5 separate regions of the Mus musculus genome follow, and regions 2, 3, 4 and 5 are each linked to region 1. Evidence: chromatin loops called from intact Hi-C (ENCODE). Cell type or tissue: heart. All regions are shown on one strand.

Evidence for each region. A loop is a pair of places that touch in the nucleus more often than their neighbours do. Peaks named below come from ENCODE experiments on the same cell type or tissue, not always from the same donor. Only the 100,000 strongest peaks of a DNase experiment are listed, where the experiment ranks them.
Region 2: a loop joins it to region 1, with 3 times the contacts of the local background. A loop is called at or near these places in 3 of 42 quality-filtered maps.
Region 3: a loop joins it to region 1, with 3 times the contacts of the local background. A loop is called at or near these places in 12 of 42 quality-filtered maps.
Region 4: it touches region 1 in a loop (1.9-fold over the local background); 12 of 42 quality-filtered maps call a loop at or near these places.
Region 5: it touches region 1 in a loop (4-fold over the local background); 3 of 42 quality-filtered maps call a loop at or near these places.

Annotation. Positions count from the first base shown.
Region 1 is chr7:3,701,805-3,706,804 of GRCm38, forward strand. Rps9 (ribosomal protein S9) reads left to right here and starts at 2,237. Exons shown (of 5, transcript NM_029767.2): 1 at 2,237-2,260; 2 at 2,523-2,644; 3 at 2,842-2,964; 4 at 3,929-4,115; 5 at 4,847-5,000. The coding sequence starts at 2,548. In heart, a CTCF peak has its summit at 2,453; DNase peaks (open chromatin) are centred at 2,187, 3,917 and 4,937; H3K4me3 peaks cover 3,423 bases; H3K27ac peaks cover 2,360 bases.
Region 2 is chr7:4,476,891-4,481,890 of GRCm38, forward strand. Eps8l1 (EPS8-like 1) reads left to right here. Exons shown (of 20, transcript NM_001374622.1): 15 at 440-569; 16 at 674-805; 17 at 1,000-1,108; 18 at 1,250-1,424; 19 at 1,729-1,861; 20 at 1,951-3,591. The coding sequence ends at 2,037. Ppp1r12c (protein phosphatase 1, regulatory subunit 12C) reads right to left here. Exons shown (of 22, transcript NM_029834.3): 22 at 4,631-5,000. Among named protein-coding and RNA genes, the nearest start is that of D630041G03Rik, 8.5 kb to the left of the region's middle. In heart, a CTCF peak has its summit at 3,006 (motif pointing right); a DNase peak (open chromatin) is centred at 1,661; H3K4me3 peaks cover 2,365 bases; H3K27ac peaks cover 1,987 bases.
Region 3 is chr7:4,147,508-4,152,507 of GRCm38, forward strand. Leng8 (leukocyte receptor cluster (LRC) member 8) reads left to right here. Exons shown (of 16, transcript NM_001374609.1): 16 at 1-666. Leng9 (leukocyte receptor cluster (LRC) member 9) reads right to left here and starts at 2,365. Exons shown (of 1, transcript NM_175529.3): 1 at 676-2,365. The coding sequence starts at 2,168. The coding sequence ends at 711. It overlaps Cdc42ep5 (CDC42 effector protein (Rho GTPase binding) 5), which reads right to left. Exons shown (of 3, transcript NM_021454.4): 3 at 3,753-4,280. The coding sequence starts at 4,280. The coding sequence ends at 3,828. In heart, no CTCF peak of the experiment used is centred here; DNase peaks (open chromatin) are centred at 1,924, 2,334, 2,754, 3,474 and 3 weaker places; H3K4me3 peaks cover 3,431 bases; H3K27ac peaks cover 1,479 bases; H3K27me3 peaks cover 1,501 bases.
Region 4 is chr7:3,627,765-3,632,764 of GRCm38, forward strand. It overlaps Tfpt (TCF3 (E2A) fusion partner), which reads right to left and starts at 2,165. Exons shown (of 6, transcript NM_001290381.1): 1 at 1,788-2,165; 2 at 1,064-1,322. The coding sequence starts at 1,810. It overlaps Prpf31 (pre-mRNA processing factor 31), which reads left to right and starts at 2,221. Exons shown (of 14, transcript NM_027328.4): 1 at 2,221-2,292; 2 at 2,794-2,978; 3 at 3,081-3,141; 4 at 4,904-4,987. The coding sequence starts at 2,802. Gm15927 (a long non-coding RNA gene) reads right to left here. Exons shown (of 6, transcript XR_003946711.1): 5 at 4,434-4,731; 6 at 3,307-3,639. In heart, no CTCF peak of the experiment used is centred here; DNase peaks (open chromatin) are centred at 1,467 and 2,157; H3K4me3 peaks cover 2,536 bases; H3K27ac peaks cover 1,850 bases.
Region 5 is chr7:3,297,923-3,302,922 of GRCm38, forward strand. It overlaps Myadm (myeloid-associated differentiation marker), which reads left to right. Exons shown (of 3, transcript NM_016969.2): 3 at 1-1,427. Among named protein-coding and RNA genes, the nearest start is that of Prkcg, 3.1 kb to the right of the region's middle. In heart, CTCF peaks have their summits at 2,550 (motif pointing left) and 4,890; DNase peaks (open chromatin) are centred at 4,259 and 4,729; H3K4me3 peaks cover 2,386 bases; H3K27ac peaks cover 1,740 bases.

The DNA of each region.
Region 1 (5,000 bases):
CTAGCCTGGTCTACATGGCAAGTTACAGGCCAGCAGGGCCTGTCTCAAATCAACAAATATGGGCTGGAGAGGTGGCTCGGTGTTCTTGCATAGGACCTGAGGGTTTTGTTTTTGTTTGTTTGTTTTTTTGATTTTTTTTTAAAAATCATTTTATGTATATGGGTACACTGTAGCTGAACAGATGGTTGTGAGCCTTCATGTGGTTGTTTGGAATTGAATTTTTAGGACCTCTGCTTGCTCTGGTCAACTCTGCTTGCTCCAGGCCAAAGATTTATTACTACACGGTAGCTGTCTTCAGACGAACCAGAAGACTGTGCCAGATCTCATTACTAGTGGTTGTGAGCCACCATGTGGTTGCTGTGATTTGAACTCAGGAAGAGTCAGTGCTCTTAACCACTGAGCCATCTTGCCAGCCCCAGTACCTGAGTTTTGTTCACAGCACAAACAGGGCTCACAACTCCAGTCTTTGGGTATCTAACCCCTTATGACCTTTGAAGGTCCTAGGTACACACATGGAGTATTTGTGTGGATATAGGCAGGAAAAATACTTGTACACATTAAATAAATCATTTTTAAAAATTAAAAAGCAGCCGGGCGTGGTGGTGCACGCCTTTAATCCCAGCACTCTGGAGGCAGAGGCAGGCGGATTTCTGAGTTCGAGGCCAGCCTGGTCTACAGAGTGAGTTCCAGGACAGCCAGGCCTATACAGAGAAACCCTGTCTCGGAAAAAACAAACAAACAAACAAACAAAAAACAACAAAAAAAAAATTTAGAAAGCAAATGTTTGACCCAGAAAGTAAGCTAATCTGTCTCCTTGTCTACCAATCTGTCCTCCCAGACTAAATGAACAAGATGCCTTTTGAGTATACAAATGCAAGTGCAAATTTTTTTTTTTTTCCAAGACAGGGTTTCTCTGTATAGCCCTGGAACTCACTCTGTAGACCAGGGTAGCCCTGAACTCAGAAATCCACCTGCCTCTGCCTCCCAAGTGCTGGGATTAAAGACTGCCCCGCGCAAGTGTAAATTCTTACCAATCACACTGTTTAAAATAAAAAATATCTGAGCTAGGCCTAGTGGTACAGGCCTATCCTCCTACTATTCAAGGACAGAGGCAAGGACATGTCTATGAGTTTGAGGCCAGCCTGGCTACATAGTTCATAGTTCCAGGATAGCCAGGACTCATAGACCCCATTTCCCTTAAATAAAAAATAGTTATAAAATATCAGATATACACAAAGCTGGCTGTGGTAGTGCATGTCTTTAATCCCAGTACTTGGGAGACAGAGCCAGGCAGAACTCTGTGAGTTTGAATAGGAAGCTCCAGGACAGCCAGGAATAAGAGGAAAGACCCTGTCTCAACAAACAAACATATCAGTTGCATGAAAGCGGATTGTAATTCCAGCATTTGGGAGGTATAGACAGAAGGATCTGGAATTCATAGTCATTTGATAGGAAACCCTGCATCAAAACAATAAATAGATTAGGAGAGACTTGCCTATAGGCCAAGATGATGGAGGCACTTTCTTAAATGAGTTCCTCTTTCCACATGTCTAGGTTTGTGTCAAGCTGTCAAGACAAACCAGCACAAGATGTGTATTTCAATATTAAAATAAGCCCAGCACGACATATTTATACTATTTTCATAATGTTTGTATTTTTTATTATTGTATTTTGTGGCTCACACCTAAAATCTTAGCACTTTTAAAAGAAGATTTATTTATCTATTATATCTAAATACACTGTAGGTGGTCAGATCTCATTACAGATGGTTGTGACCCACCATGGGGTTGCTGGGATTTTCAGGACCTTTGGAGGAGCAATCAGTGCTCTTAACCGCTGAGCCATCTCTCCAAACAAACCCGAGTACTTTTAAGGGCAAGGGCACTGCCATGAGATTGAGACAGTGGTGGGGAACCTTGGCTGCTGCCCTTAATTCCCTGTAAGTTTTTACCAAGAGTTTTTGTTGAAACAAAAAGTGACAACTGTGGTTACTCAATCAATGCTTTAGCCCTGGAAGGGGCAGCCTCGTTAATTCTTGGATTAACCAAATGTCACCATAGCCCTTTAATCGCCTAACCACCTCACTGGCAAGTCGGCCCAGCGAAGCGCCGCTCTAGCCGGCCTGCTCGTCTCTATGGCTTTCCTGCTTCTGATTGGCGTAGTCGCGAGCGGTGCGTGATGACGTCACTACAAGGCGACGTTACTATAAGACCTCGGTCCAACCGCCTTGTCTCTCTTTGTCTCGGGCCTGAGTTCGTAGGTGAGTGTTCTGATTGTTGAGTTCGCCTTTTAGGGGTTGATGGTGTAAGGTAACGGAGCCATTCGAATCTTCATGAACATGCTGAGTAAGAGGGTGGGGCGAAGGTGGCTGGAAGTTACAACACGGTTGTGGAACAATCCCATTTTCAAGTTTTCTAAGGCGGATTTCTCTGAGAGCCGAGTTGGTGTCGCCGTGTCCCTAGCGGGGTTTTGCTGCACATGCGCCACAAGATTATTTTTTAAAACGACACTTTACTGCGCAGGCGCAGCCGGCCTAGCGAGGTCAACATGCCGGTCGCCAGAAGCTGGGTTTGTCGCAAAACCTATGTGACCCCACGGAGACCCTTCGAGAAGTCGCGTCTCGACCAGGAGCTAAAGTTGATTGGTGAGTGGCCAAAGTAGAATTTCGAATTGCGGATCCGGGAAGAGTTAGGTAGCCATGATGTCTGTCTCCCACGTGCTCGTTCTGGAGCATCCTGTGTGGCGCCAGAGGATTGCAGTTTAGTTTTGTGTTCTCTAGTCGCCATGCACATGTAGTAACCCATGGCTCTTGCCCCGCGGTCTCCTCCCAACCACGTGCAGGAGAGTATGGACTCCGGAACAAACGTGAGGTTTGGAGGGTCAAGTTTACCCTGGCCAAGATCCGTAAGGCGGCCCGGGAGCTGTTGACGCTAGACGAGAAGGATCCCCGGCGTCTGTTTGAAGGTGTGTATGAGCCTATTTTCGAAGGAGTGGTGGTTGCTGAGTGTTTTAGGGCGTGGGAGATGTGACTGAACAAGTTGGGCTAGTGGGGATTGAGACAGGGTCTTGGTGTAGATTGGCCTGGAACTCAAATGTAAGTCAGTCTTGCCATAAACTGCCAGAAATTCAGAAGTGCTGGGTATGTGTCACAAGGATTCTTATTGGTTATTTTATTTACATTTCAAATGTTATTTCTCTTCCCAGTTTCCTCTCTGCGACACCCCCCCACCCGCCCCCCAATCACACCACAAGGATTCTTTTTGAGTTTCTAGAATCTAGTTCTGTCTGCATTGGACAAATGGAGGCCAAAGACAATGGGAGTTGCACTAATGCTTTTTCTGTCTTAATACTGGATGTTTTATTTAGTTTCATGTGGTGTAAGAGGAGTAATGATTATTTTTCCATCCGGGGGACGTATTTTTGCATTTGCATCTGGGTAGCGTTTATACAATGTTAATCCAGGTTGAGCCTATATTTTAACATATTTATATTCCATACTTAGGGTTTCTTATAGGTGACTGGGCCTACATACACAGTTCATTTAACTCCTGGGAGAGTAGTCTGAGGAATAAATGTGTGCTGTTTGTGTATATATTGTTGGCCTGATGGTACTGTGTAGCTCAGATTGCCTTTGAACTGTTAGCCCTAGCTTTTCATGTTGTGAAAATGAAAATTGTTTTTAAAGTTGAGCATTAGAGCTCTTAATCTTAGGCTTAAAGGCTGGATGAAAAACTGTAAGCCTGCGTGATGCCTGTTGGTGAAAGGGTGGCACAGTGGCCATGTCAGGGTCTCAAGCCTAGGGCTCTGGGAAGAAAAGTTATCAGGCACCAGAGCTCCCTACAAAAATGAGTGAAAGCTGTAGTCCTCTACTCAGAGACTGGGGAAGTCTGAGGTCGGGCCTCATTGGCTGCTGCTCCCCCTGTCACAGGCAATGCTCTCCTGCGGCGGCTTGTTCGCATTGGGGTGCTGGACGAGGGCAAGATGAAGCTGGATTACATCCTGGGCCTGAAGATTGAGGATTTCTTGGAGAGGCGGCTGCAGACCCAGGTCTTTAAGCTGGGCCTGGCCAAATCTATTCACCATGCCCGTGTGCTCATCCGCCAACGTCACATTAGGTGAGTTGCAGCTGGGCCTGTAAATCTTTATTTCCCTACTTGTGCCGTTGGTTTCGTTAGCTAAGTTGCCATTCTATCTCCTGTGCAGCCTTTGGAGCTGACAGATGTGAGCTTACCCTTGAGGGTTCAGAATCGTGCCCTGCAAACAGCTTATGGGGGACTGGGGACAGCCTTGTTTCCCCATAGCCCAGCGCAAGGGTCACTGCGGCTCAAGCCGTACACCTTGTGAAGGTGTCTGCCAGGCACTCAAGCAGCTGGACAGGTAACAGCTCTTGGTGCCACCCCCCCTGGAGGGAGATTGGAGTCAATGTTGAGGTGACAAAGCTGTCTGTGGAGGTACAATCTAGGCCTTCATTGCTATATTTCTACTTGTTAATTTGCCAGTTGAGAATGCACCTGTCTGAAGTGACTGGGGTAAATGAAATTGCATGCTCGTTAACCCTTCTGTAAATGAGCACCAATCATGACAGCTATACAGAGTGAAGTCTCAGATTTCTTTCTCACCAGCTTTCGTTTATGGGCAGAGATGTACTCTTGTCTGAGGTGGTTTGAGACCACATGGCATTACAATGTGGACAGGAAGCAAATCAAAGCATTAGTATGGGCACTCTTGTTTTCCTTCCAAGTTACTGAGTCTGAGGTCAGGAGTGCCTGTGAGCCTGCTTGAGTCAAAGGGCAGGACCAAATGGTTCAGCCTCACTTTGTCCCCTTATTCTGTTCTTCCTGTCCAGGGTCCGCAAGCAGGTGGTGAACATCCCATCCTTCATTGTTCGCCTGGACTCTCAGAAGCACATCGACTTCTCCCTCCGTTCTCCTTATGGCGGCGGCCGTCCAGGCCGAGTGAAGAGGAAGAATGCCAAGAAAGGCCAGGGCGGGGCTGGAGCT
Region 2 (5,000 bases), 780 kb after region 1:
ATAAGTGATAAGTGCAGGCAAAATGCACACAAATAAAATTAAGAACAAAAAAATGCAAATGAGAACTGGGGCTCAGAAGTAAAGTACTTCTTTAGCATTCACAAGACCCTGGGTTCCATCCCCACCACCCCATAAAGAATTAAACAGTAATTATAGTACATCATGTTTACTGCATGATGCCAGGCAAGGAAATGAGTCAACTATATTCAAGCTGTGACTCCAATGTCAAGTCTGTATTAACATATTAACCCGAGACCCTGCTCTGGCTCCTGCTTGGCTCTAACTAATGAGCAATTTATAATCCTATATATATAATATATATAATCTAATGAGCAATTTATATATATATATATATATATATATATATATAATCTAATGAGCAATTTATAATCCAGACCATTGAGGCCGGCTACCTCCTTACCCGTTTCATTCTCCCTAGTCAGCAAGATCCAGAACTGGAAACTGAGTCCCAGCTAGAAGAGAAAGCCAGAAAATGGGTTCTGTGTAATTATGACTTCCAGGCCCGAAATGGCAGCGAGCTATCTGTCAAGCACCGAGATGTGTTGGAGGTTAGCGGTGTGGGTGTGGGGGCCTGAGACCCTGAAATTGGCCGGTTCTGCACAGACTACACATAGAACCAGGGCACGAATTTTCTGCTTATTCCCCACCCTAGGTCCTGGATGACAGGCGCAAATGGTGGAAGGTTCGGGACCATCAGGGACAAGAGGGCTATGTACCCTATAATATCCTGACACCCCACCCTGGACCTCAGGTGCACCGCAGCCAAAGCCCCGCAAGACACCTAGTAAGTCAGTATATTCTTGCTTCTCCAGGGAAAAGTGGGGGCCAGATTTTAGGTCCTGGGGATGAGAACGAAGAAAATCAGGTGTGAAGGGTACTTCTTGGAAAGTGGAATGTTCAGTTTATTGAAAAGGGGGCTGGAAGCCTTATCTCTTTCGGTCTCCCTCCCCGCCCCGCCCCCTCTTCATTCCCTTCTAGGAGACTAGCACACCTCCTCCCCCACCTGCCCCAGCTCCAGCCCCAACTCAGGTGCGGCCCCAGTGGGACAGTTGCGACAGTCTAAACAGTTTGGATCCCAGCGAGAAGGGTGAGTAGTGGAGAGTCACTCTGGGAAGTGATCTTTGTCTTCACTTTTCAGGCTCCACTCTGGGCAAGCTAGAGGCTCCCGAATCCCTGGCCCCAGCACCTAGAGTGCGCACTCCCTCCCTTCCCGGTTTCCCTCCTGCAGAGAAATTCTCCCAGATGCTTTGTGTCAATGAGGAGCTGCAGTCGCGCCTGGCGCAGGGCCGTTCGGGTCCCAGCCGGGTAACCCCGGGGCCCCGAGCCCAAGAGCCCCAGCTCAGCCCGCGCTCTGAGGCCTCGGTGGTCCGTGCCTGGCTGCAGACCAAGGGCTTTAGCTCCGGGTGAGTGGGGTCCCGCTGCTACTTTGCAGAGACAGATAACAGACCTGGAAGTCAAGGTTTTAGTTGGTCTGGGGGTGGGAGCGGGGAAAACTGTAGGGCAATTTGCTACGCCCAAAGACAGGCTCTGATTGGAGACCACAGGGAAGAGCATTCCTTTTCTGAAATCTGACACCTCCGGAGCCTGAGCCTCTCCGTCCCAACTTCCTTGCTTGAGAGCTCTGATTGGACAAGCAGCTAGGTGGGTGCGATGTGATTGGTGAAGCTGAAGGGGCTTGAGCTGTGATGGCCCCTGCTGCCTTCTTAGGACTGTGGAGGCGCTCGGTGTGCTGACCGGCGCACAGCTCTTCTCGCTGCAAAAGGAAGAGTTGCGGGCGGTGTGCCCCGAGGAAGGGGCGCGAGTGTACAGCCAAGTCACTGTGCAGCGCGCGCTGCTGGAGGTGAGAGAATCGCCCAGGCCCTGACGAGGCGAGGGGTGGGGCGCCCAGGACTCACATACTAAGGTCTTGATTTCTACCCCACCCTCAAGGACAGAGAAAAAGTATCAGAGCTGGAGGCCGTGATGGAGAAGCAAAAGAAAAAAGTGGAAGGCGAGACCAAAACAGAAGTCATTTGATCCCGGCTCGATCACAAAAAGTGATGAGACGATGGGGTTCCCAGCGCCCCGTAGGACAACAGTCGCCAGACTTCCCCCCACCCACTCACCCATCGCCAGTGGCAGTAGATGCCATAAAGGATCTCCCAGCCTGGGTTCTCCGCTATCCTGGCGGGCAGACTGCACTGACAGTACTGACGGGAACTCTTCCAGAGGGACTGATGGGAATGGGGAAAGGGACAGAGCATAGACACTACCAGAGAGGCACGTTCAAGAGGCGCAATGGTGGCCCTGTGCGTTGTGATGCGCTATAAACAGCCTCCTTATAGGCTAAGTCCACCTGCTGTCCCCCTCTTGCCAGCTACCAAGGAGGCAGAAATCTGGGAGACACCCCATATATTCTCTCCATGAAAGCCTGGAGATTCCAACCCAGGCTTCCTCTTAAGCACCAGTCTATCCTCACTCTAGCACTACCTACAATCTCTGGTTCAAAACCCATTCCTGGCTCCTCGCTCTTCTTGGTCCAGTTACCTAGCATGAGGCCTGGGATTTTTCTTTCAAACGCTGAGGGCGTCTCCTCCCACCCTCCATTTTGGGCCAACCCCTTCAATCAGAAGCATTTCGCACTTACTGCTTCTGCTGGTTGGAACAGCCTCCATCATTCTGGCTCAGCTCACCTGCATGCCATAGATGCCTGCGCCAGCCAGCCACCCAGGATCCAGCTATGGAGATCTGGATTTTTCCTGGGCATGCTATAGGCTCTTGGGTCTTCCAGTCCCCTCGAGAACTTTCTCCCTGCCAAGCCCTGCAAGTTGTCCGGTTTATTTAGGTGGCTAATAAGGGCTGGTTTTCTCATTCAGACTAGGTATCCCTAAGGTCTTTCTTTTCCTGCTGTGGCGCTTCTCTTTGCATCCTTAAGACACTTCCGAGAGTCCCATCACTGCAGTCTGCCTCTGCTCCTGAAGCAGTTCAGTTCTTACCTAAGCCAGCAGGTGGCACACCTCAAATGCAACCTAGAAAAGCCAGCCTTTGGGCTGACAGCTTCACTGTTCGCACAACCTTCTAGAGCATTTAAACCACTGCGGATGTCCCTTGTCCCTGTCTACCCCTCAAGCATGTCCCTTGGCTTCTCCTGACATGTGGGATAAAACCTAACTCCAGCATGAGAGTTGATGCACATGACTGCTCCAGGTTCAGGGCCACCCTTCCTCACTTTTCAGGACTCTGGACATTGATTCACGCTGTTTGCACTGCCAGGAACAGACCCTTCAGAACCTAATCACTGCCTGTCATACCTTATGTCAGGGTTGGGTGGTTGGTTTTGTTGGAGATAGTCTGGATATAGCCTCAAAGTCTCATTTCTCCCGTTTTAGTTTCCTTGAACGCTGGGATTCCTGGCAAATACCCTGTAGCCTTTTTTCTAAGAGAAACTAAAAACACGAGCAGTTTGCCCAAACTGTTTTAGTGAGCTCCCAGGCTGCAGGCTGAAATGCAGGCAGGGACCAGCTGACTTGTTGGAACATCAGATGCCTGTAGGTCTCTCTGGTCTGGAATCTGATCACTTCTATCTGATTATCCTGACTTCATGCTTCGTTGATCACCCTGTCCCGCCACTCCTCCAATCTCTATCGATGTACAGCCAGGGGGACCTGTTACAACTCAAGTCTGATGGCAGTCTGGTGGCCAGACCTCCCACCTCAGAGCTCAAGTCCTTAGCATTAGCAGGGCCACATCCCTGCACAAAGCCAGCACCTCTGCACTGTCCTCTGCTACTCAGGTCCAAGTTCCTTCCTAGACCTTAGCTTGCCAGGCTACTCTATGACTTTTGCACTCATGGTTCTCATCATGGAAAATGTGCTTCCTTCAGACATATGGCTCACTCTGCTACCTTGTAGTACCAGACTATCATAAACACCATACACACACCAGATACACACCCAACATACACCTACATCACATGAAACCCATACCCCACGTCAGCCATGCCATGCACCATACATAAAATGCATGCCACATATACACAGACCACTCCAGACAACATACACCCATCCACACCCACTGCCCTCTCCCCTTCTTTTTCCACAGCACCACAGCTGAAACCCATATACTGGCTACCTCTCCTGCAGAGCCCTGGCTCCTGGCCTGAGCTGTTCACTCCTGGTACCCCTGTAGGCAGATCTGAGCCCAGCTGCTAGTGTAGGCAGCGGCTCCTGACTATGGGATGGAGGTGCAGTGCATCTCAAGACTGGCTCCTGCTGTTCCAATCCATGAGGCCATGGAGGACTGGAGGAACTTGCCATCACTTATTCCTTCCCCAGAGAAGCTACACTTCCGGAGTTTTCTATGTGATCCATCCCACATTTTCAATATCAGACACCTACTCCACTCCTTTCAGAGGAACTGAGGGCAAATCTGGGTGCCCCAGCCCCATATCACAGCACCAAGGGCTTCCTTCTAATCCCTCCCACATCGTCTGGGACCCTTTGCTCCAGCTGCTCACTTTAGCAAGGTGCCCTCCCAGACCTGTGAACATACTCCAACCCCCTACCCTCAACTGTACCCTATCCAAATGGGCTCAGTCAGCCTGAGCCCACAATCAGGAGACAAAGTCACTGAGTGGCAATGTCACTTTATTTATGGTGCCTGTGCTTTGTCTCAAAAATACCTTCTCCCCCTCCCCAGACAATGGGTAGGGAGGAGGCAGCAAAAATAGAAGACATCCCTCCCTATTGCACATGGACCTATCTACAGGCCCACCTGGCAGAGGCCAGTGGGACTCTTGGCACATTCCTGCATCCCTGCTGGGGAGGAGGAGGAGTGCTGGGTAGCATCACACGTGAGGTGGGATCCTGGGGCAACCACTCTGCTTCTGGATACTGATCTTTGTGTCTCTTGGTCCTTGCTTCCTTCTTGGTCCCATCTCTGGTGCCTGTCCACTCTCAGCAACGTCTCCCTACTTGGCTCAGCCTCCCATCTCTATCCTG
Region 3 (5,000 bases), 450 kb after region 1:
CCACACCCATTGCCTCGGCTGCCTCTTCATAGACTCTTGCTGCCCAGCCGTTGGGGCCTCAGTGTTTGGGGTGAGGGAAGCCACTTAAAGACTATGCCCCACCTTCAGCTCCTCACCCCAGAAACTCCAGCCAGCACCACCGACACAACCAGACCAGCGCCACACCGCACTGAGGACTCCAAGGCCTTCGCGGGACCATGCCGGCCGGGCTGCCTCGTCTTACTCAAGTTGTATTAAGTTGTCTCCGTGTCCCTTCCTCCCTCTGCCCCAATGTTTCTTCTGATTTTTTTTTTTTCTTTCCCTCCTGCCTCTTCCCTTCCCACTCCCTGGTTCAACACAGGTAAAATGGTTACCCTCCCTTCTTTCCTCCCCTCTGCCTTCATGGATCACCAACTCACGTCATGTTTCCTTCTCTTTTCTCTGTGTGTGTGTTTATTTAAGTTACTTTTCTTCCTTCTCCCCTTTTCTTTTTACCCCTCCCCCTTCTGCCATGTAACTGGAGGATGTGCTATGAGGTTGCAAACAGCTGGACTGTCAGGCTGCTTTTTCCCAGATGCCTCCCTGCCTCCCTCCCTCCCTCTCCCCTCCCTTCCTTCATTCTCCTTGAGCATTGAGTACAGTACATTTTGGAAGCTTGAAACCAAAATTAAAGAGAGAGAGCGAGAACCTGTTTCTGCTTGGCCTGTTTTATCCGAAATATGAAACCTCGGTCATTTCAGGGAAATTTCTACCAAGGGAAGATAGCTATGCCCTGCTCTACCCATGCGGCAAAGCCAGAGTTTACTTAGGGGCTGCCTTCCTAGCTCCTGGTTCAGGGTGTACTCAGGCTTAGGGAGGCAGACCTGGGTTCCATGTGGTACCTTAGCCAGGGTGAGGTGCGGTTGTAGTTCTGGCAGCAGCACCACTCTAAGCCCTTCGGCCTCTAGCCTCTGATTCAGTGTTTGGGCCATACCTGTCAGTGTGGGGGAGGGTGTGGCACAGAGCACATGATGGCCCAGAAGAACCAAGTCCCTGAACTGTAGCTGGGAGGGTGCCTGAAGCCCTGGTTTCAAGATGGCTCTCCGAAGAGCTCTAGCTGCTGCAGCCTCCTCCCCAGGGCCTGTCAGCCTTAGCAAGACCACTGTCAAGTGCAGGGCCTGTGCTGGTACCAGGAACTCAGCACAAGAAGGGGCAATCCGGACCAGATGCTCTTGGGCCTTGACCACCTCAGCCCTAAGCCCAGACTCTGTCACCATCAGTGCCACAAAATGTGTGGGCCGGGGCTGGCGAGGGGCCCTTCTGTCGTCAGGCCAAACACCTGGATCCCACACATTTCCCATCTCTTCAGCAGAAAGCCCTTTCGTTTCCATGCCCTGCGCCTGCCACTGTGGAAGCAATGTAGCTCTGGGCTCCTCTACTGAGCTGATCTTCACTCCTGAGAAGTTCATGCTTGGGTCTGGCATTTCTAACTCAGTGGTCCCATTCAGCCCGGTCTCTTTGGTTGGCCCATCCACTTCAGGTGTCTCCAGGCTGGAATCAAGCCCAGTTCTGGTCTCTTTGATTGCCCCACCCTCTTCGTGTGTCTCCAGGCCCGAATCAAGACCTGTTCCGGTCGGGTTTCCACCCGCCTCTGCAAGGGCATCCTGGGTATCCAGACCCTCTAAACCCACCCCTGTTTTCTCTGTGTCGGGAATTTCTGCCGTGACCTCTGTCCAATGCTCGTCCCCGCCGTCCAGCGCATCAAGGATAGTGGGTCCCCGACCAGCCACAGAGCCCGATCCAAAAATGAGGTCAGTACGGGAGGCACGGTCCCATACCAGGCGGCCGCGGAAGCGGAAGTAGCGTATGCGGTGCTGCGGCACTGCCAACACGCCAGGTCCGAGCGCTGCCAGCGGCTCGTCCCAGCAGAAGGCGCAGAATGGCTCTTCCTGCACTCCCAGGAAGCGGTCGGTGTAGCCCACCGAAAAGTCAGCAGGGTCCAGGCGCGGGTCCCAGCGGATGCGTCGGATGACGTCAGCAGCAGTACGCAGAGCCGGCTTCTTGGACCCAGCCTCCGGTTGCGTAACCACCGGGGACGGCGCCGGGGCCCCGGGATGTGGCTGACGGCAGCGCGCACCGAAGCGACAGCGGCCCTCTAGGAAGAAGCGGCAGACCGCGGGGGCCTCAGAGGAATCGGCCGAGGCCTCCATGGGCCTTCACGCACTAAGCGGTCTCTGTCTGCAGCGTTGATCTCCAACTGTGACGCCAGGAACCCCTCCCGCCTCAGGTGGAAGGAGGCCAAAGGACCAGGCAGGGCGTCAGAATGTAACACGGGCTCTGGAGCTCTAATTTCAAGTCCAGTTTATTTACGCGTACCGGGTTTGTAAGCCACTGGGAACCCCCTCTTGCCCCGCCTGAAATGATTTACATATGTCCAGCCCCTCAGGGAGTCTTAAAGAGCCTGGCCCCGCCCAACCAGCCAATTTATGTGTGCGTCAAGCTTCTCTCTGGACATCCAGGGAGTCACGTCTTATTCCATACAACTTCTCCCTTTGGGGACTTTAGCGAGACAGTTTAGCAAATACTTGACAAGTGCCCCACCGCTGTCAGGGCCCCAAGAAAGGCTTCTCCGCATCCGATTTACATATACTCCGCAGCCTGGGTGGGGGTAGGGCTTAGACAACCCCTCCGGCCGCCTCCAGATACTTTGCATCTGCTCAGCCTCTCGAGACCTCTAGGGAGCCTGGCAGGGCAGCAACTGATTTACCTGAACACCGCAGCTTCGTTGGGAGGAGAGGAGTGGGACTCAGCGGTCTTGGCCCCGCCCCCAACCGTCTTTAAAGTTTGTAGCCAGCTCCCATGCAATTGATTATCTTACATGCCACACCTCATAACGAATAAAGTGACTCCTGGTTCTGCCTCTGTCAAGTTATTTATAAATGTCTTTCCTGGGAGCCTCACCCCTTTACCTTGGCCTCACTCCACCTGATTGTTTTACACATGCTCCGCCCCTCATTGGTCTTATCCTGGACTCAACCATGGTGAAATGGTTTCTCCTGTGCCTCCTTGTAGAGGTCGGGTTTTACTCCTGTCACCAGCCTAACGTTTGAAATATACGACCCACCCTTTTGGAAACTATAAAAACCCTTACTCTACCTCTGGTTCGGTTAATTTAAATTGGTCTTATCCCTCTAGGGACCTAAGATAGCCCCGTCCCAAAACAAACCCAGAGACTAATTCTAATTGTTCCTCCCCTCTGAAAACCTTTGAGAATTTTGCTTCACCCCCCTCCCGATATAGGTTCGGGCAGTCCTGCACCTCTAGATGTTAAAATATCTGGACGTCTCAGGCTGAACTTTGTGCCCAGATTTGTAACGCAACAGCCTCCCGCAGGGCGACACACAGTTGGTGGGACCTGAAGCCCTTCCCACGGGAACCACACCCTCGTGGCTCCAAAGGCTCGCCAACCGCTTCCCTTTGCAGGGAAGCGCCGCCCAGTCAGAGTGCACCTGGAGGGAAGTGGATGGCCAGGCGACTGTGACTCTTTATGCCAGATAGCAGCTGTCACGGGTGTTGGACTTTATCCAGGTGGTAGTGAGGATCGGTCAAGGTTTGAGGGATGAATAGGACTGTGGTAGAGACTCCGCCTTTGGGGAGGGGCATTACATGAATACGTATTCAAACTCTTAAAGGAGCATCACTGACAACTTGACTTCTAGTTGGTGGCACCCCAACTAGAAGTGGCACCACCCTACTGCTTCTGTACCCTTTCCCGCGTAAAGTGAATAGACAGTCCATGGCACAAACCTCAGCCATTTATGTGTACAAAAGTGGAGTGCTGGGAGGGAGGGGTTGAGGGAATTATGACACTACAGACCGATGACGTCGTCCAGCTGGAGGTCAGCATTTGAGCAGCAGCGGGTCTTGGGGTGCTGCACTCTAGGGTGGGCATCCCCATCGGGCTTGGTGGCTGTTGTCTCGCTGCGCTCCGCGTCCATGACGCCTAACACCGCGTCCAGCATAGAGGGGCCCAGGTCCAGGTGGAAAGACAGCAGCGGGTCCGCAGGTGAAGGCACAGCCACAGGGGGCTGTGGGGCTGCAGGTGGAGCGACAGAATGTGGGGCCACAACCGGTGGGGCTCCAGGCTCGGGAGGCGGACCGCCCCCGTGGCGACTCAGGAATGAGGTGTCCCCGAAGGCGTCGCCACCGCGTCCCACGTGCAATGTGTGCCTGAAGTCTCCGAGGGGTGCTGAGATCGAGAGTGCTCCGCGATCCAGCCGCTTCTTGGGTTGTGCAGGGCCCAGCTGCTTCATTACCGGCATCTGTGGGGACATAGGCATATCAGAGCTGCCTCATCCGGGAGCCCCAACTCTGTATCCCTATCCTACATAGTCAGCCACAGAATGCTCTCATAAAACAGGGCTATGGAAGAACTATTATTCCCAGTTAACAAATGAGGAAGCAGACTGGGAGGTTCTCAAGGTCCCTCCTGCTGAACTCAGTGACATACTTAGTTTAACACGCCCATAACTGTACCTGATCTTTGCTACTTTGTGGTTGTTTTTTCACTCTTTATCACCCTCTCCCAATCCACTTCATCCCCTAACACTAATTTCTTTATTTTTTAATTAGATATTTTCTTTATTTGCAATTCAATTTTTATCCCCTTTCCTCATTTCCCCACCAAAAAATTCCCTATCCCATTCCCCCTCCTCCTGCTCACTAACCCACCCAACTCCTGCTTCCCTACACTGGGGCATGCATGCAGCCTTCACAAGGCCAAGGGCCTCTCCTCTCACTGATGACAGACAAGGCCATCCTCTGCTCATATACAGCTGAAGCCTTGAGTCCCTCCTTGTGTACTATTTGGTTGGTGGTTTAGTCCCTGGGAGCTCTGGGGGTACTGGTTAGTTCATATTTTTATTCTTCCTATGGGGCTGCAAATCCCTTCAGCTCCTTGGGTCCTTTCTCTAGCTCCTCCATTGGGGACCCTGTGCTCAGTCCACTGGATGGCTGTGAGCATCCTCTTCTGAATTTGTCAG
Region 4 (5,000 bases), 74 kb before region 1:
GTCACCCACACCCAACAAAGATTTGTTGGAATCCTAACCCAATACTTCAAAAAGTGAGCATCATGCAAACACAGTAATGCCAGAAGCAGCCATGGCTCAACAGAAGTCACTGGTGCAGAGCCCAACCTGAACTTTGTCCTCATGAAAAGGAGAAACTGAGACACTGCCCTCCACCCCAGCCCTCCTATCACCCCCCTCCACCTCCTGTCTGTGCACTAGTTTCAAACCCCTTGCCAGCTCCCATTCATCCAAAGCGCAAATTCCAAACTTCTTCTCTGGTGTTCCTGACTTACTAAGACCTACTTACATTCTGCCCATAGCTCCTTCCTCCTTCTTACTAAGGAGGTGAACTAAAGACTCACGCGATGAGTTAATCTGAGAAAAGAAGGACCCAAGTGAGGTTCAAGAGGCAGAGTAGGCAAGCCTGGAGGTGCCTTAGGTGAGAGGCTGTGAATGAAATCTGAGAGTCACCTGTGACATACCAGAGGCAGAGTATCTGATGCTGTGATGGTTATTACTGATTTTTCAACTTGACAAGATCTAAAAATCACCTAAGAGACAAGACCCTATGCATGTCTTTGGCATGTGGGTTAATTGAGGTAGGAAGATCTACTCTAAATGTGGGCAGCACCATATCATGGGCTGGAATAAACTGAATAAAAAGGGAAAGTCAAGCTGAGTGCCAGTAGTCATCTCTCCATCTCTCTGCTTCCTGCCTATGGATGCAACATCACCAACTGTCTCATGCCCCTGACACTGTGTCTTCTCTGCCGCCACAGATCCTTAAACTCCAAGTCAATGTAAGCCTTTCCCCAAGTTGCTTTTCCCAGGTCACAACAAGAAAAGTAATGAATATAAATATTCTGGAAGAGACTACTTAGGGTGCCTGGCACAGACTTAGACCCACATGGATCTGTTCACTTGTTCAAGTACAAAAGGAAAGGGAAAAAGAAGGACATGAGGAGGAGGAGGAGGCGGTATGAGGAGGGGGTGGTGTTGGCATCGGCAGCGAGGCGGCAGTTCTGGCGAGAGGACCCCCAAATGGGAATCCACACTTACCTACCTGCTCGATCTCCCGGCAGCGCCGACCTAGTGCCTGGTACTTTCTACGATTTAGTTCCCGCTGGCGACGCCTTCGACCCCGGGCTGCCTCTTCCTCTTCATCTCGCTCCCGGAGTCCTGAATCACCCAGACCACCGGACACAAATTCCACTTCTGTCTCTAGCTCACTTTCTAGGATGTGGCCACCAAACAGGGGAGGCAGAGCCAGCTCTGAGCCTGGTGGCGCTGAGAACTCTTCAAAGCCCACGGCTGCCATGGTCCTGTAGGGCCAAGAAGTTTTAGGAGCCTATATTCTGGCTCTCCAAGTCCCTCCCAGGGGGACTTAGGTCCAGGCCCCAGCCTGGAGCCCAGATCCTAGCCCTCTCCTCCATCACACCCAGCAGCCCAGACTCTAGCCCTCCTCCCTCCTACCAAGAAGCCCAGACCCTAGCCCTTCTTGGTCACTGCCAGGGATCCAGGCCCCAGTCCTCGTCCCTAACAATGAGGAATCAGACCCTAGCCTCCTCCCTCAGACTTTGGAGCCCACACTCCAATCTCCTTGCTCTCAGATCCATAAGAACAGCAAATTCCAAATCTCCCCTACGATGCTCCAGTACTGCCTCCGGTTCTCCCACAGAGATTCGAAAAGAAAGCAACTGCACGAACTTCCCCATCGTCCCTGAGAGCACTACAGCCGATCGTTGCTGTTTTTGGAGTCCCCGTTTACACAAAGCTCAGCTACTCACCCCTCTCTCTGTTCCAACTCCATTTCTCTGGTCAAGAGACACCTCAAGCCTCAGAGAGGTGGAGTCTTGCGCAAAACTACCTCTCCCATCAGGCCTTGCGACACAGGAAAACTGGGAATTAAAGTTTCCTACTCTGCCTTCGTTTGCACCCGACTCCAAATTGCGGCTTGAAGCCTTCGGTTTATCCTCTAGCGCCTGCACCGATCGTCCACGTTGTCACCTTCTTTACTCCTGTCTTGTCGCAGTGTCGACTAGCCAAAGCGAATCTCTGTTTAGCAGGCTCAATCCACGGCGACGTACGACTTCCCCTAGCCCTAGAACCCAGCACTCCCGGTCGCCGTCCCGCGAGGCGGCTGCTAATAAAGTTGTTGTCCAAACGCTGCCGGAAATGTCGTAAACGGCCAATCAAAACACAGATTTATCGGCGGCAAGTAAACGTCATCAAAGAGAGCCGAAGCTCTGGGGAAGCAGATTTCTTGGAAACGATTGTGAGAGGATCGAAGCGGTGAGTGTGATGGAGAAGAAGGGATGGCCGGAAGCCAAGCTACTGGAGGAGAAAGTGTAGCGGGCGACTTAAATCATAGTATAAATAATAATATTAAACGTATGGAGCGCCTTAGAACTAATATTCAAGACGTGAGTGGATCACAGCATAACTTTAGGCTGAAATATGGCACGTGGGCCAGACGGGTGGAATGAAAGAACTGAAGGCAGGGTGAGGGAGCAAAGAGCCGGGTTAGGCAAAGATGAATAGTTGCTCAAAGACCCAGAGGTGTGGGGAAAAGTTGCCAGGTCAGGTGGTACCTGGAGGGATGTGCTGTGTTCTGTGTGGGTAGGAACAGGAGACAACCTCCGTGAACTAAGCAAGCTGTGGAGCCTGCGTGCGGCTACAGGAGCTGATGAAGAAGAAACTTAAGGGGATCCGGGAGAAGGTGCTCCTTCTGGTGATATGAGTGGACAGGGTCAAGATGCAGTATTAGGGAACCCCATTCTCCCTTTCCCATAGGCCTTGGGATGTCTCTGGCTGATGAGCTCTTGGCTGACCTCGAGGAGGCAGCAGAAGAAGAGGAAGGAGGAAGCTATGGAGAAGAGGAGGAGGAGCCAGCAATTGAGGATGTACAGGAGGAGACCCAGCTGGATCTTTCTGGAGATTCAGTCAAGAGCATTGCCAAGCTATGGGACAGCAAGATGGTGAGGTGGCACCCTTTAAGTCAGCGTTCCTAGGGAGGAGTGGCCGGAGAGCAGTTCTTTCTGAGAGGCCTAGTTTCTGACTGTGCTCTCCTTCCTCATCAGTTTGCTGAGATCATGATGAAGATTGAGGAGTATATCAGCAAGCAAGCCAACGTGTCGGAAGGTGCCTCCCACCCTCACTTTCCTCTGCCCATTCTGACTCCCCGACTCTCTTGCTCCTTATGGTTTTATCACCAAGTGTCTCCCTCCTCAGCTTTCCTCAGAGCATTCATTCTTCTTTTTTTTTTTAAATCCAGTTACTGACCCTCTGAAAACATACTGCATTGTACCCAGACATGATATGTGTTTATATCTCACCACTTAGGAGACTGAGGCAGCAGGTACATGAATGAGTTCAAGTCCAGTCTGGTCAGAGTCAGCCTGGGTAAAACCCTGTCTCAGAAATAGGTACATTCATGGAGTTGGAGAGATAGTTAAGAGTATCTGCTGCTCTTCCAGAGGTCTTGGGTTTAGTTCTTAGCATCCACATGGGTCATAACTATCTGTAACTCCAGTTCTTGGTGATCTGACATCTTCTGCTCTCCATGGGCATTATATATATATTATGCACATCAGGCAAAACGCATACATACATTTTTTTTAGAAGAAAGTGAGACAACACCTATGTTTAAAAAAAAGGAAGAAAGAAAAATAAACATGCATATTGTACTATAAAACTGATGTGTTTTCTAATTGTGAGAAGACTTGTCTCTGGGTTCTCTGAACTATAGGACCTTTTCCACATCCACAGACAGGGTGTGTACACATGTATGTACGTATATTTTTAAATATGGAGACAAGGTTTCACTCTGAAGTTCAGACTGGCCTAGAAGTTACTAGGTAGCCTATAGTGGCCTTGAACTCTCAGCAACCATCCTTTTTCAGCCTCCTGAGTGTGAGGCAGAAGCAACCATGCCCACTCTGTAGTCCCTACAGAAGGGACTGACTAACCCTGCATTGGGTCAGGGAAGAAGTGCCCCCTGTTGGAATTTGAGTACTTGTGCTAACCCTGGGGAAGGAACAAGGGCTGTTAATTCACTGAGTGATGGGAGTCTCCCAGCCAGCTTCTACAGGGATTCCAAGTGGCAGGCAGAGAAACTTCTTGTTCCGTAAAGCCAAAGAAAGTCACAGAACGTGACTGCCTGATGTCAAGTTTGATGAATCAGGTCTGCTCATGTCAGGTGTCTTAACTAGTGGGGGAAGTGGACACAAAGCCTGTCTAGCAGAGGTGGCCCAATTCATGCAGACTGTCACCCTTCTGGGGTGGAGGTGGGGGGTTGTTTAATGCCCTCAGAGTTTTAATGACCTAAAGGGACATGTGAGGCCACATTACTCAATACCAATTTAATTGTCTATGCATAAAGTGTGGTTTCTAGAAACAGACTTAAGGAATGTCCCAGGGAGATGGAGCAGTACCTGTGAAGGCAGGAGGAGTGAAATAGCCTTGAGTGCCCGGTGGCGGCTGGGAGGATGGAGCAGAAAAGCAGAAAGGATAATGCTGTAGAGCCAACGAGTCACCGGATCTCACTGAAGGGACTCCTGTGCTGTGTGCACCAAGGTTGCAGGTGTGGGGAACGTGGACCTCCATCTGTATGGGAGACCTTGAGTGCCAGTCTGAGGATCTTGCTCGCTAGCCTCAAGGCTTTGGGAAGCTATAGGAAGGTTTAATTTTGGAGCAAGATGAGGTCAAGACCAGATTGACCCAGAGGATAGACTGCAGGAGAAAGATGAGAAGCAGGAGTAAGGCTCCTGGAGAGGAATATAAGCCTCAGTGAATTCTTCAGCCCTTATGTAGCCCCCTCAGCCCCTCCTTTCTGATTCCATCCAGCCTCCACCTCAGTCCCCAGCTTCGTTCCTCCCCCATCCATATCCCTTCTTCTTTGTAGTGATGGGACCAGTGGAGGCAGCTCCTGAGTACCGAGTCATTGTGGATGCCAACAACCTGACTGTGGAGATAGAAAATGAGCTGAGTGAGTGATGGGA
Region 5 (5,000 bases), 400 kb before region 1:
TTTCTATCTCTATAGTCTTTCCTGTGGGTTTTATCACCTGCTTATTTTCTTGGGAGCCCTAAGAAATCTTGCTTTCTTTCCCTCACCCCTCAAAGGTGCTGGCCCCACACATCCCACACTCCTTTACAGTTACCCACACTCTTTTGCAGTTCTTTACTCCAAGGGTCTCTTTAGGGGCCTCATTGCCAAAGCATGCCTGCCTGCCTGCCTGCCTTAGCTGTGCCTTAGTCTGTGTGTGTGTGTGTGTGTGTGTGTGTGTGTGTGTGTGTGTGTGTGTGTGTTAAGGGGATTGGGAAGCAGGCCATATAATGTACCTCTCCTTTAAATTCAAAACAAAGCAAACAAAATCCTGGAGGTCAGCAATTCCCGGTGGCCAGAAGTCAGCATTATGCAGTCTCTGCCTCTACTTGTCACTCAACGTTGCACCAAATTGGCTCTAGATTTTTTTTACCAGGCTTACTGAAAGCCCACCACCTAGAGGATAGATACCCTAGATGAAGCAATGGATGGGCACCTTTTCCTAAACGATTCTCTGTGCTATTTAAACAAACCCAACAAAAATATCCACATGGTATCTCTCTCTGTGTCTCTGTCCCTCCCCCCACCCCCAGGGTTTCTCTGTGTAGCCTTGGCTGTCCTGAATTTGCTCTGTAGACGAGGCTGCCCTCTAACTCAAGATATCTGCCTGCTTATGCCTCCCTGGTGCTGGGCTTAAGGGTGTGTGCCATCACTGCCAGGCCACCCATATGGTCTTAAGACAACTCTGAAGTATTTCTGAGCGTCAGTAATGGCTGCTCGCTTATCTCAGTGTTAAAAATAACAAGGTCTGCTTTAGCAGGAATGAGAAGAGAAGGAGCCTTTGCCGGCCTTAAAGGCATTAAGATCATTAAGCTCATCTTTTCCTTTTCTGAACACAAACAAAGCAATCAACTAAAAAGCCCTTTTTTTTTTTTTAATAGCTTTAGAGATTTTCTTAATGTGGCCCATTCTGGTCTCAAACATAATTGTGTAGGTGAGGCTTCCATTGAACCCTTGTCTTTCTGGCTCCACCTTCTGGGTGCTGAGAGTACAGATATACCACCATACCCTCGTTGTGTAGCCCCGTTAAAGAGAGAAGGTCCTTAGACATCTTTTCTTGGGCTACAGGGTAGGTTTGGGAGTAACAGGATTGGAATGGCTTGTGTGTGCTGTACATGAACCCGGGTCCTCTCATGTGCTGCTTGCTTCTTGCTGCTGCTTTCTGCTTCTTTGACATTACTAGGTATATATGGATAAATAAATGTATAAATATATATATATATATTTTAATTTTCTGGAGCTTTGGGTTCCTGTAGCTCCTGCTGTCAGTCACCCTTTCCCACCCCTCACATCCATAATGTTCTTTTTTTAAAAAACAAAAACAAAAAAAACCCTCAATATAATGATAACAGGAAGACTCATGCTTTCTTTCTCTCCGGGTGGGTGGGGAGGAATGAAGGACTCCAAGAGAGAGGTGAGACTCAGATTCTTCAGTTTGATGACAGAAGGGGCGTAGGACTAAGACAACCTTGGCCTCATCAGAAAACAGTGGCAGAGCCTGGGTCTCCCCCCCCCCAAAGTTATGTATTTATTTTAATTTTATGTACATTGTTGATTTGCCAGCATGCATGTCTGTGAGGGTATTGGGTCCCCTGGAACGGGAGTTACAGACAGTTGTGAGCTGCCATGTGGGTACAGGGAATTGAACCCAGGTCCTGTAGAGGAGAACCACTGAACTATCTCTCCAGCCTCCCCGAATCCCCACCCCTTTAAGCTGGTCTCATGTAGACAAGGCTGGCCTCAAACTCAATATGTAGCCAAGTCCTACCTCCTCCAGTGCTGGGATTACAAGTAAAAGCCACCACACCCCGTTTATGCAGTTTTGGGGACTGAGCCCAGAGACTGGCCCATGCTGGGCAAGCACTTTACCATCCGAGCTATATACCATAGCCGGATAGTCTTCTTAATTCTTCAAAATGGGGGTGTGGGAGCCTTGGGCGCTCAGGGGTTGTTGAAAGCACTTGCTTTGGCACCGTGAGAACCAGGGTTCAGGTCCCAGACCCAAGAAACAAGCTGAACATCCCCTCAAATGCATGCAACACCCCCCATGGTAAAGGTGGGGGCACAGAGAGTCACTGGGCTTGCTGGCTTCCTGCCTTAGACAAATACGCAGTGAAGGAAATGACAGATGGTGCCATTTTCTGGCCTCCACGACTACACTCACAGGAACATACATTTTATAATCTTAAAAAGAAACTAGGAACGTTGACTAGGAAAGACAAGAATGCAATTTCTCCCACAGAAAGTCCCTTGAGAAACACAAGGCACTATGGTTTGGCAAGTAGCTTAGAGGGAAAGTACTTGCTTAGCATGTACAAAGGCCCTGGCAGGCCTGTCCCTAGCAATACACACAGATTCAGGAAGAAAATACCACTTGGGCAATTCAGAAATACAATGTCCCAGTGCTGAGAGGTGATTTTGCAATTAAAAAAAAAAAAAATGCTTGCGTCCAGTTCATAGCGCCCCCTTCAGGAGCTGAGCTCACAGCTACAATCAGGAGAGATAGCTCAGATTAAAACCACTGACACCAGGCTGGGTGTGGTGGCACATGCCTTTAATTCCAGCACTTGGGAGGCAGAGGCAGCCGAATTTCTGACTTTAAGGCTAGCCTGGTAGTGAGTTCCAGGACAGCCAGGGCTACACAGAGAAACCCTGCCTCGAAAAAAACAAACAAACAAAAAACCCTGATATCCTTTGGCCTCCATGATCACACACATAAAGAAATTTCAGGATCATACAATCTCTTTTTGCACCTGTGCCCACACAAAGGTAACTTGGAAAACATTTGGAATAAGTTTGGAAGTGAATGAAAAGTAAATAAAAGGAAAGGACTGCTCTTAGGTATAGTGGAGGAGGAGAAGGTTTATTGTTGATAAAAGGGAGGCATAGCCAGAGGCAGGGACATCTAGGAGAGTCCAAAGTGACTCTGAGGTGGGCCATGTAAGGAGAGCGGGGAAGCTAGGAGACCAAGAGGCCAGGACAAAAAGGGCCTGGTAACCAAAATGGCTGGGATATAGAGGGGAGAGCAACTGGTGGAAGGGCAGGCAGCCCAGCTCCTGAACTGAAGGAGTTTAAGGTAGGGGGTTGAGATATACCAGCCGTATTCTGTAACTGGTCGTGACTGAGGGATGCTGGGAGAGCTCTGCTTTGATATGTTAAATAGGCACCTCAGTTAACCATTTGCCCCAGGTTTGAGACCTAACAGGAAGTACATGGGAGAAGAGCCAGTGAGGACACACACTTTGGGGTGAGAAGTCTTTATTTCTTCAGTGCTTACCAAGACGTATCTACACCAATTCCTCTTCTCAAGAGGCCATCGCATCCACTCCTTCCCGTCCTGGTTCAAGAATACCTTCTGGAAGACACCAGAAAGAATAGCTAGAGGGTTGTGTGGATCAGTTGGTAGAGTGCTTGCCGAGCAAACACAAGGTCCCAGGGGCAATCTCCAGTATCTGAACACTTCCCTACCCCACGGGTGATGATAGATGCCTATAAACCCAGTTCTTGGGAGGTAAAGGCAGGAAGCTCAGATGTTGGTTATCTTTGATTACCTAGCAAGTTTGAAGCCAGACAGGAAATACACAAAGATTTACTTACTTACTTACTTATTTATTTATTTATTTATTTATTTATTTATCAGACAGATACCGTGTAGCTCTGGCTGGTCTGGAACTTGCTATGTAGATCAGGCTGGCATCAAACTCACAGAGGTCCTCCTGCTTCTGCCTGGGATTAAAAGTGTTCAAGCCCTTATTTAAACAACAACAACAACAACAAAATAGAACTGTAGCGTCCAGTGATCTGCTGCTTTAACTCGGGAAAGCAACAGAGGAAGAAGCTGTACCCCCAGTGCCCTTCACCCGTTGCCCCAGAAAACCACAGACATCAATAAATAGGCTTGCAGGTTGGTCAGAGAACTCTGTGTTCAGAAGGGTGCTTGAGGACTGACTCTAATTCCTTCACCTCCCCTGCACCTTCTGGAATTCCGACTCCACTGCGACCTCAGCAAAACCGCAAAAACGACGTGTTGCTGAACCGACACCCGCGCCACCGCAGCCGCCGGCATTGCACGCCGGGAGTAGTTTTCCTTTGCGTCCCAAGAATAGCGTACACGAGGGCCCCAACTATAAGTCCCAGAGTGCACTGAGCTCGACAGCCTCTGGCGGGCCAGGATTCCCTAGAACGGCTTCCTGCCAGAATGGATCCGTAGGAAGACTGGAACCTCAAGAAAGGCGCATCGTGGGGCGTGACCTGGGGAAGAACTCAGGGGAGGAGAGACCTGGGCGTGTGCATAGGAAATCCCAGGGTGACACTGAGTTGGGAGAACCACTCAGGTGGAGAGTCACAGGGAAACACGAGAGACACCCAAGACAGAGCATAGGGAGATCCAGAGTCAAGAAATACACTCTGCTATAGTCATAGGGAGATACGGAGGGGACAGGCCCTCAGAGATGGAGAGTTACAGGGAGACGTGGATAAAGGAGAGACCTCCAGGGCTGGAAAGCCATAGACAGAGTGGGGAGAATCCCAGAGACGGAGTCTCGGGGAGGCAAAGGAGGGAGAGACGACAAAGAGGAGAGTCGAGATTCCCCCGAAGACAGTCCCAAGGAGACACCGAAAAGGGTCAATATCCCCCCAGAGACAGTCACAGGGAAAGAAGGAGAGACCACTAGAGCCAGAGTCACATGGAACAGGGGGGGGACCGCAGAGATAAAGAGGATCACAGGGCCAAAAGGAAAAACCCTGAATGGGTCAGAGAAAAGGACAGAAGGGAAAGGCAACTACTCAGAGAAAGCGCCTTCTAGCGACAGGAAAGGAGAAATACAGAAGCAGGGAGTGACGGACATCGGGAATTTAACTAGGGAATTTAACTAGCTGAATTTAACTAGCAAAGGTGAACACAGATTAGCGAAGATCGGGAA